Linked DNA regions of Homo sapiens: region 2 is linked to region 1. Evidence: chromatin loops called from intact Hi-C (ENCODE). Cell type or tissue: endothelial cell of umbilical vein. All regions are shown on one strand. Links, peaks and the distances in the headings refer to the core of each region. The heading gives the core; the rest is flanking DNA. Region 1 has its middle 24 kb from the start of FAM50B. Region 2 overlaps PXDC1 (PX domain containing 1).

Evidence for each region. Peaks named below come from ENCODE experiments on the same cell type or tissue, not always from the same donor. Only the 100,000 strongest peaks of a DNase experiment are listed, where the experiment ranks them.
Region 2: a loop joins it to region 1, with 5 times the contacts of the local background. A loop is called at or near these places in 71 of 110 quality-filtered maps.

Annotation. Positions count from the first base shown.
Region 1 is chr6:3,822,839-3,828,210 of GRCh38, forward strand. No RefSeq gene overlaps it. Among named protein-coding and RNA genes, the nearest start is that of FAM50B, 24 kb to the right of the region's middle. In endothelial cell of umbilical vein, for the core only: a CTCF peak has its summit at 2,809; DNase peaks (open chromatin) are centred at 1,023, 2,843 and 3,323; H3K27ac peaks cover 4,452 bases.
Region 2 is chr6:3,745,522-3,750,893 of GRCh38, forward strand. The region is part of intron 1 of PXDC1 (PX domain containing 1); the gene reads right to left. Among named protein-coding and RNA genes, the nearest start is that of PXDC1, 3.5 kb to the right of the region's middle. In endothelial cell of umbilical vein, for the core only: a CTCF peak has its summit at 2,930; DNase peaks (open chromatin) are centred at 2,950, 4,050, 4,630 and 5,070; H3K4me3 peaks cover 2,719 bases; H3K27ac peaks cover 3,834 bases.

The sequences.
Region 1 (5,372 bases), core at 222-5,221:
GGGATTACAGGCATGGGAGCCACCGCGCCGAGCTGGGTGTGTGTCCTTTCATATTTAGCCATGCTGACCTGAAGCACATGTGACCTGGTGCTATGTGACCTGGAGCGCTCACACACGGGACTACATTACATGTGATACATAGTTCTCCCTGTCTGGCCATGGACCGTAAGCCAGAGCCCATCTGTTATAAAACCTGCATTTGACTAGACAAATTAAGAGTAGGATTACAGAATCCTTATACACTGCTTTCTGCAATACCAGCCCGGGTGCTCTTGCTATCCGACAAAACCTGCCCACACAGAGTCAAACAAAGCCACTCCTCATTGCCAGTGATATGCTAGAGTTCTGGCTGGTCTTTATCTGCAGCTGGCAATAGATTAGGCTTCCTGCTACCCTACAAATAGCCTTTAACCTATTCCCCTGTGGTAATTAATATTTTGTGGTGAGCCAGTAACTGCACAGGCATGTTCCATGCCTGACCGGTCTGAATACCAGGATTCATTCCCTAATAGAGCCAACTGCATGGCCCCAGGGACTGAGTTGCATTGTGGAAAGAGTAAAGGTTGTGACGCCAAGTAGGCCTGAGTCCAACTGGGTGCCCCTTACACCAGCTGAATGTATGTGGTCAAGTCAATTAACTGCACACAGAGCCTCAATTTTTCACCTGTTAAATGGATACAGCAATGCTTTGCTCACAGTAATGGTCACGAGGGTTAAATGAAATGACACAGAAAGAACTTTACCCACAGTAAGCTTTCAGCAAATTCATTCATTTGGCAAGTATTTATTGAGTGCCTGTCTATTGCAACCTGATGGTTTGCTAGCCAGACTCTACTTCCCTTGGCCGTAGCAGTGCTGGACTGGGCCCTGGAGTGTGGTGTTAGCAGTGAGCAAACAAAAGAGACAGATATCCCTATTGATGGAGCTCACGGTCTGATGGGAGCCATCATTACTATCATTATTGTTCTGTGGTGATCTGTTGCTCTAAGATTGTAAATTGACTCAATCTTTGTGAAGGAAGGAAGTGAGGCAGCTAAGCGGGATTAGGAGGCGGGACACTCAGGAGACTTGTCTTGCACCAGGAATATGGATGTGCTCGAACCTTACTGGAATCCATCACAACCGGGATGTTGATGAATTCAGGTTTCCACATACAACTCATTAGATAAATGGCTAAATATAAGCCTGTCCTATACCAACCATAGTAGTCAAGCCTTGAAGAGGAAGCAAGACAGATCCCCTTGCCTGTGCTCACCTTTCTTAGTTGGGGAAATATTGAAGGGGGCGGCCCCTGGGTTCCCGACACCAAACTTGAAACCAGCCTGCTGAAGCTGACCCCATGGTCAACGAGATTCCGAAACCAAGTAATGCGCTGTAGAGGGATGTTTCCTGGGACTGCGCGGTTTTGTTTTATTGCATAAATTTCAAAGTATTTAACATGTAACCAAGAAATTGTTGTGTTCAGAAAATTGCAAAAGAAAACTCAAGAGAATAAGGCCTCCAGAAAAAAACAACAACAACAGCAACATGTTTTTAGGGTAATGAAGGCCAGGAAGAACAATTAATAATTATTAAATCAATGTTGAATTAGATTGTTATTTCAATTCTTGGTGTGAATGACTGAATCATAATCTAGTCACAAGTGATAGAAAAACTGTGAACTGAAAGCCAATTCCAAACTCAGCACGTTGAGATGTTCTGTTGTATTCAACGTGCTGATAAAGCCCTTGATGGAAAGGAAGATATATGGTATCTTGGTATGATATATGGTAAAAGATATATCTTTTACCAAGTTTTACTAAAAGAAAATTTATTTCTTCCCACTAAATAATGTGGACTAATGTAAAAATACGTATATTGGCTTGAAGAGGGGCTACCTTTGTAGCTGCCCTGCAACCCTCATATCTGGGTCGAACCCTGCTGGGTTGAGGTTCTGGACAGTCTGCGTGGGATAAGGTCTCAACAGATGGGGTTGAGACTCCCACTCACTTGGTAATTCTGAAAATGTAATCTAGTGTGTGTGCACTTGTTTATTATTTAAAATCACATTTAATGGCCAGGCACAGTGGCTCAGCCTGTAATCCTAGCACTTTAGGAGGCTGAGGCGGGTGGATCACCTGAGGTTAGGAGTTTGAGGCCAGCCTGGCCAACATGGTAAAACCCCATCTCTACTAAAAATACAAAAATTAGCCAGGCATGGTAGTGCATGCCTGTAATCCTGTCTACTTGGGAGGCAGAGGCAGGAGAATCGCTTGAACCTGGGAGGTGGAGGTTTCAGTGAGTCCAGATGGTGCCACTTCACTCCAGCCTGGGCAACAAGAGCGAAACTCTGTCTCAAAAAAAAAAAAAACATTTATTCAGCACCGATTCTATGGTACAAATTAGATGCAAAAATGAGCTGGCCTTGCCCTGCACTCACAGGGCCTACAGACAAGGAGACAGGGAACTAGAAGTCAGTGTGGTTCTGCAGGACCCTCTGAAATCTAACCTAGCTGCATGACCCAGCAAAGTCTGCAGGAAAACTAAGAACAGAGGCAGCCCTGCTGATGCATTATTTAGCCAGATTGCCCTCCCCACAGCCGCCAGCCAAGCATGTGTTCTGCCAAGGAGAGACAATTAGGTGGCCGCACTGTGGTAGGGCAGAGAGCTCTTGCAGCTCTGCATGAAATGGGCACTGAGGTGAGTGAGTACTTCCCTCTCCTGTTTTAGACCAAGGATCAGTCAACTTTTTCTGTAAAGGATCAGACAGTAACTATTTTGATGTATGTGTGCTGTGAGGTGAGTGCTGCAACGCCCCCCACCGCTCTGTCGTGGTAGTATGAGAGCAGCCGCAGGCACAGGTCACGGAGGGGCGCGGCTGTGTTCAGTAGGGCAGCATTCATAGAAAGAAGCCAGCAGCGACCGACGGGCCCTCGGGCTGCAGGTTGCGGACCCCTACTTGAGAGCCAGGCCAGTCCAAATTCCCAGTTGCCCTTTATTCACGGGGAACTATGTAAACATCAAGAGACTATTTTCCAAAACTCGTTTTTAAAAAATCTCAAGCACATAAAAACACATTGTGCTTCTCGGTGTTTGTTTTTCAGAAGTGTTTTTCCACTGGCATTTTAACTGAAGGGATTTGTTTCTTCTTTCATTTCTCCTGTGCTTCTTGGCGACAGAGTCTACATACCGACATTTCACCCTTTCCTCACCCTCGAGAGTAAGACTTCCAAGATTAAGTTTATTGTACTCGGGAGTTGGCCAAGCAACCACATAACTCCTGTCTGCTCCGAATCCTCAAGGCAGTGCCAGCTGCATTTTTCCAGGCCCGGACAGCATGCCAGAGGGGCAACGTCACAGCCCAGGCAGCCAGGCCTCCGTTTCCTGTCTCTTTCCTCCTGAAAGACACATGAATCATATCAGCTTTATCATTTGACTCGGAGCTCATTTCCCTGTTCCACAAACGCCTGGAGTTAGAGGCAGTGAGAGCCAAGTACAATGAAAACATGAAGTCCTGAGTTGCTTTCTCCCCTTAAGAATGGAACACATGTTCTCCCATCTCAAAAGAAAGCACCTCAGCTGGCTTAATTTGGAGTCTTTTGGCCTGAGCACTTGGCTCCTGGGTCAGACACTGGTGATCTCATCTGAAAAGCTGGGCCCTGCCTGTGCCCAAGGCGGGCAAGGTCCCAGCCATGGTGGCAGCAGGGCCCTTGTGTGCGTCCACCCCTGGCACACGTGGACTGTGTGCTTAGGGGCAGGTTTCTCCTGCAAGTAACCCTAGCTGAGTGTGAATGTAGACAGCAATCTGTGATCACATCACAACCTTTCCCTGAGCGTCTTACCATCCTTGCTCTGGAGTGAAAGGGCTAATAGGAAAGGAAAAGTCTAACAAAGAATTTGGACACATGAATTTGAAACTAAAATATCAATGACTTGTAAATACGAGGAAGGGATCGGGTGGGTCAGAGACAGGAGCTATCCAGATACTGCTCTTACCTGCTCACAAACACATATTGCTAAATTTATTGAGCACTTACTATGTGATAGACCCAGCTTTAAAAAGGACTTTACTTGCACTAACTCATTTCATCTTCACAACAATGCTGCCAGGTAGATAGAGTTGTTGCAGTTTTACAGATGAGGACATTCAGGTCCCAGGAGGTATCTTGCCTGAGGTCGGACAGCTAGCTAAGGTCAGAACCCAGATTGATGGCAAGGATTCTGAACGACTGTGAGTGTTTGTGTGCTGTGTGATCTAAGAGAATAACACGATAATAAGCAGATTCATTATTAAAAAGCATGTATGTGTTTCAGAAACTCCCTGTGTATTTTAGTATAATCATGTTCGGCATGATAAGATTAGACATTTATGTTTATTAGAGCCACACTAATGAAAATATACAACTGGCCAGGCATGGTGGCTCACGCCTGTAATCCCAGCACTTAGGGAGTCCAAGGCGGGTGGATCATGAGGTCAGGATTTCAAGACCAGCCTGGCCAAGATGGTAACACCCCGTCTCTACTAAAACTACAAAAATTGAACGGGCACGGTGGCTCACACCTGTAATCCCAACACCTTGGGAAGCTGAGGCGGGTGGATTACCTGAGGTCAAGAGTTCGAGACCAGCCTGGCCAACATGGTAAAACCCCATCTCTACTAAAAATGCAAAAATTAGCTGGGCATGGTGGCGCACGCCTGTAATCCCAGCTACTGAGAGGAGCTGAGGCAGGAGAATTGCTTGCGCCCGTGAGGTGGAGGTTGCAGTGAACCGAGATCGCACCACTGCACTCCAATCTGGCCAACAGAGCAAGACTCTGTCTCAAAAAAAAACATCAGCCGGGCATGGTAGCAGGTGCCTGTAATCCCAGGTAATCGGGAGGCTGAGGCAGGAGAATTGCTTGAGCCCAGGCAGCAGAGGTTGCAGTGAGCTGAGATCAGCCACTGCACTCCAGCCTGGGCAACAGAGTGAGACTCCATCTCAAAAAAAGAGAAAAAAGAAAATATACAACTCAATATATACACTATCTAACTGTGCATTCATGCAAATATTACTATTTAACACTCCTGGTTCATCTGTGTCCCAGGTTGGGGTCTGCATCCCTGGCTGGTCCCAGAACAGACCTCTGCAACTATAGATGTTATCACTTCATACGCTGGTCTTCTTGGGCTGCGATGTTGCTTTGACCAAGTAATGCTAAGTGTTTTCTAAAAACGTTGGTTAGGCCAGCCTTACCCACATTTAACTGGCTTTTCTGCATCTTCTTTAAATAATATTTTGAAAAAGTTTGTGAAAATTGAATTCTGATTCTCCCAGCATTTGTCTAACTAAAGGGAGGAGGTGTTTATTGGCCTGGAGGGTTGCAGAGGTCAGACAGTAGCTTACCTTAAAGTA
Region 2 (5,372 bases), core at 300-5,299, 77 kb before region 1:
TCCAATCCCCTAACCCCACCTGTCTGGGTCCAAAGCCAGTGCTTTCAGCCTGAGCCTGACCCCTCCTATTAAGGCCTGACTGTGTTCCCAGGTGGGGAGATCCCTGAGCCTGACCCCTCTCACTGTAACTGAGCTGTGTCCCAGGTGGTTGACCCCCAAGCTGACCCCTCCTACCATGACCCAGCTGTGTCCCAGGTGGGTGATCCAGCAATCTGGCAAGGCCTTGATCTTCTATGATGAGACTGACAGCTGCCACCTATCAAAGTATGAACTGCAAGCTCTTCCCTCCCCCTCTGCACCCGCTGTCCACCATGTGTTTTCTGCTGAGTCTAGGTTAAACATCAGCAAGGTTTCTTAACAATGGGAAGAAACCCTTGCAGGTGTAAGTTGGCAAAAGAGTTACGTGGTCTGTCTGATGTCCCCATTTCCTGTGGGATGGGGCAAGAGGGGGCACAGCTAGAGGTGTCTGTCTGCAGAAGAATGTCACCACATATGGTGTGCGTTCAGCTCCTCTCGCCACCAAGCAGGGAGCTCAGATCAAGGTGCTCCTGAGCTGAGTCCCTGGCCTGTTCTGTGAGAAAGCTGCAGCTTTTCAGTGCCAACTGCCACCGTGAAAGGCAGTAGCCCTGGAAGCAGGTCTGTCTGTGGAAGTGTCCAGTCTCCAGCTGGGAAGTGAGCTCAGGTGTCGCCTGGGGCCCAGGGGCTCAGTCTGAGATCTGTCGGGGGGGCAGCAAACCAAACGCAGCTCAGTGGCCATTTATGGAAAAGGAAGAGGATCCCAGGTACAGCAGGATGGGGGAAGCAGAGTGGGCGGCGGGGTTTGGGCTTGGCAAAGAAAAGCAAAACAGAAGGAAGAAAGAGGAAGAGGAGGCCGCGTGAAGGTGGGTGGCCCCATGGGAGCCCTGGCAGGGCACCCCCAGTGCAGGGTGACTTGGCCAGGTCAACAGAGTCAAAAATAGGTCTGTGAGTCAGAAAGGAAGATCCAAGTCCCCTGAGAAGTAAAGCTGCCCCTCTGGGTGGGGCAGAATGACGCAGGTGAATTCTGCACGGGGGTGGAGCTATGGTTGAAGGCAAAGGGCAGGCCCAGCCAGCACCCCACTTGCAAGGGCCCACTGGATGGGGCAGAGATGGTGCCTCTGTGCCCCTGCTCTGCTGCCCGGGACTGGTGTGGCCCATGATCATTTCTGAGCCACTGTCACTAAGAAAGTAAACTCCGTGGCTTTGCAGTTGGCCATCGGGTGGGATTCTCCCTTATGTTTCAGGGTAACACAGGGCTTCTCCCCTCACTGTCCACCCGAGAACAGCATGAGCAGGTTCAGGCCCTGGGATCAAATCACGCATCTTCCTAGAGCTGTCAGGGTTGTGGGAGTCTGGTAGTCACATCTGTGTCCAGCCCTTTTCTGGTAATGTCCCAGATGCCAGTCCCCTGGTACTCGGATCTCAAATCTAAGACGACAGTCTCCTAGCATGCAGGTAGATGAATGTCTTTGGTGATAAAGATGAGCACAGGCAGGTACATTAGCACCACATGGGCTGGCGGGCTTGTGATCATGGCCTTACTAAGAGAAAACGCTAAAATGCCGCCTCCCAAGCTGCCCTCCTGAGCCACCCCCTCCCCCATGTCAACTCCTCCTGCCGACTCCCCCATGGCAGCAAATGGCAATCCTGCCAGTCCTGCACCTCAGGCTGAAAACTCTGGGGTCATCTGCACACTACTCCACACCCCATGTCTGGCCTTGCAGTGCCCCTGTGGCTCTCCCTCAATGCACATCAGCGTTTGCCCACTTCTCCCACCTGCTCTGCTGCACCAGCCCCCAGCACCTGCCTCCACGCCTCCCCTGCTCTTTCCCAGCACAGCAGCCCGAGTTTGAGTCAGGCCAAATCACCTCTCTGCTCAGAGCCCTCTCTGAATAAAAGCCCAAATGTGACCACGACCTTCCTCTCTCCCTTCCTGACCAACAGTCTCCACACCAGCCACCGTACCTCCTCACTCCCCAAACCCACCAGGCACATGCCAGCCTCAGGGCCTTTGCACCTGCTCTTCCACTGCCTAGAATCGACTTCCCCAGGCACCCAATGGCATGATCCCCGCTTTCCTTCATGTCTCTCTTCAAAAGTCACTTGTCCTCGATCACCCTGTCTAAACGCAAAACCCCTCCCCCTGCTCCTGTAAGTCGGAGCCCCTTTCTTTGCTTACTTATTTTTCCTTTTGAACATGTATCACTATCTAATGTATTTGTTACTTGTTTATCTTGTTACTATTGGATTTCTCCCAACCAGAATATAAGAATCATGAGGGCAGGGATGTTCTTGGTCTCTTGTTCACTGCTGTGCCACCATCACCTACACATGTGGTAGGCACTATGCAGATATTTGATGGAATGAATGTAAAAGCAAAATGTTGATTGTACAGCTACTAAGAATGAAAGATCACCTGACTACTCGGGAACACAATCTGTTGCTGCAGTGGTGACCTGGTTGGCTCAGACATCACAAAGCCTGAAACTATAGAAATAACAATCGAAAAAGTCTAGGAGCCTCAAAATGCCAACAAGGAAATTCAACATGTTTATGTTTTAAAGCATAAACCTTCCTAGATGCGAGAGATGTAAATAAAGGGTAACCCTGAACCATGTTAGGTATCGCACAGAGGGGACTGAAATGAAAGACTTGGGCCCACTGGTGTTAAGAGTCTGGAAAACACAAGAACGGAACACCTTGGTAACCCGGCGACAATATCCCCAGGAAACAGCTACCTCCCTCCCCTAGGGCTGCGGGACAAGAAAGGGAGAGGGGGCATATCCAATCTGGATGGAGAAGAAGGTCGGGTGGGAGAGTGAGAGTGCGAGGAAAGGGGAGAGAGGACAGAAGCTGGGCAAGTCCTGAGGTCAGCCCGGTCCGACCTCACCCAAACAGAAGTCCAGGAGAGAGCGCTAGTGAGCACTGTGCCTCCACCCCAGGCAGGGATTGACATATCCCTGCAGATGTGTCACCGTGACACATACAAGGCCCAGGGATGGCCTCCAAGCACCACTCCACAGTGTGTGTGTGCAGAGAGAGAAAAAGCACATTCTCCCCCACTGCAGTACTCAAGGGACCAAGAAAAGGGCTCAGCATCCCTTTAATTGCTAGCAGATTCAAAGCTGCAAGTGGGGCCAAGGCTCCCACACCCTCCAAGGGTGTGCAGACACTTCCAAGAGTCACCAGCCCACTGCCAGCAGAAGCTCAGAAATCCAGATTTCCTCACAAATCTCTTAAATGGAACTAGAGAATGCAAATCTAACCCGTCCCAGAAACAGTTCAATCCATGTAAACTGGGGAATGTGATAGGGAATGATGCAGAGAAAAGCCGGCATTGCAGCACAGCAAAGCACACACATCTGGCTGCCTTTTGTGTTTATAGTTTGTATATCCAGATAATCTTTTTATGCAAACAATAAATCTGCATGGAAATAAGGTGCAATCTGCTTTTACATTACTGGGATATATTTTACTTGGCAAACAATTTCCCTGGACTTAAAAGGATCAAAGAAAGGGAAAGGACTTCCCTGGCGCTGCACAACAAAACTCAGGTGGTGCTGGGCAGGGACCAACTAACTGCCCCTCAGAAAACCAAGGACTAGAATGAAGGCAGGGCTTATGGTCCCGGTTCTGGTCCCAGGCTCCCCTCTTCACCCCCTCCAGGGTGTGCCAGACTGTCCCCAGCAGAGAGAGCAGCTCCAACAGTTCCACGGTGTGCTGTGAGAAAGTCCTTTACACCCAGCCGCTGGACCTCACACTCACCGCCCACCAGCCCTGCCACCATCATTCTGACCCCTATTTCTGATTTCTGTTCCCCTTGAGGTACTTGGAGGTAGCTATCATATCCCTTCTGAGCCTTTTCTCCACGGTAATCGCTCGCGTCTTCAACCTTTCTTCACTCTTTTGAGCCACTCCTGCGTGTCCACACAGCTTGTGACCGCGTAACAGACCCAGCACAACTAGGGCGACAGCAAAAGAGGCGGAGCCAGGGTGTGTGCAGGGCACGCCCCTCCCTCCTGCTCCAGGTGAGGTATTTCCACCAGCGTGGATGCAACTGAAACCACGCCCTCTTTCCACCGTCTGGCCCAACCCCAGCCAGAAGCAGCTGATGGGACGGTAACAATGACAACTGGCATTTATGGAGAACCTGCTCTTGTTAGACCCTCTACCATGCCTTTCAGTCCTCACAAACGTCAGAGACCACAAGCACAAAGTTACAGGTGGGGAGCCCCACGGGGATCCCGCTCCAACCAGCCTGCCTGGGGTCACGGAGCTCAGACGCCTGACCACAGTGAAGCTCAGGGACTCCAGTGTATTTAAGCCTCGTTCCAGGAAAGGTCATTGAATAAACCGCTGTTCCTTCACGATGCTTTCCTGATTTGGGCATTGATTTGTTAAATTTAAAATATCATAACAAACAGCAAATCCAAGGAAAACTGCTTCCATGCTTGAAATAACACCCAACTGTCTGGAGAACAGCTATAAATGTGAGGCTCTGGGGAGCAGAGGGAGGCCTGAAAGGCGGGCCTTCTCGCTCAGGGCCCCAACTCGCTGGCTGTGGGAGCCCTTCCAAAAGATGTGTCATGAGAACTAAGCTAATTATCCACGTAATTCTCACACTGGGGTTGGGGCCATCGCCAGGGGAAAGCACAGGTTATCTCAAGAACGCAGCCAGATAGGAGGCTGGGGAGACTTGGACGGGCCACCTTCTGCTTCAGTAACTTGGCCCCAAGCTTTCAGGAGGTCTCTGCTTAGAGGAGGACTGCAGAAAAGAAGGCTGCTGGGCCACTGTCCCAATGTTCCGAGCTACAGGTGGTCACCCATGGAGGGGGGTGGGACCTGCTCGGAAGTCCTCCAGTCTTCCCGCCCCTTCTCCCCTCCCGGCCCTCCCAGGCGGCCCCTCTCCTCGGCCTGCCCCCTCCACCCCGCAATTCTTCCCGTCTCAATTCCAGTCCCTCTCTCTTGCGTCCTCCCGGCTTCCACCCCCTCAGCCTGGCCTCCAAAAGAAAGATCGGGCAGAGCGGTAGGAAAAGGGAAGCCACCGCGGTTTCTGAAAACAAGAATTCCCGCGAGCCAGGACGGTCACGAGGCCGGGGAGGAGGCGGCGCAGCTGATCAAACGCGAATGGGGACCAGCCCTGGCGGGGGTGCGGGGGGGCCCTGGCTGTCCGCGGCAGCCGCGGGCGGGGCGGCCGCTCCGAGGAGGGACGGAAGGGCTGCGTGGCACCTCGCGCTCGAAGACCAGGGGCGCGCCCTCCGCGGGGAGAACTCGGGGCGGCGGCCAGACCCGACGCGACCCCCGGCTCGGACCCTGCAGTTAACTGCTCCCAGACGCTTTCCCAGTGCGCCCGC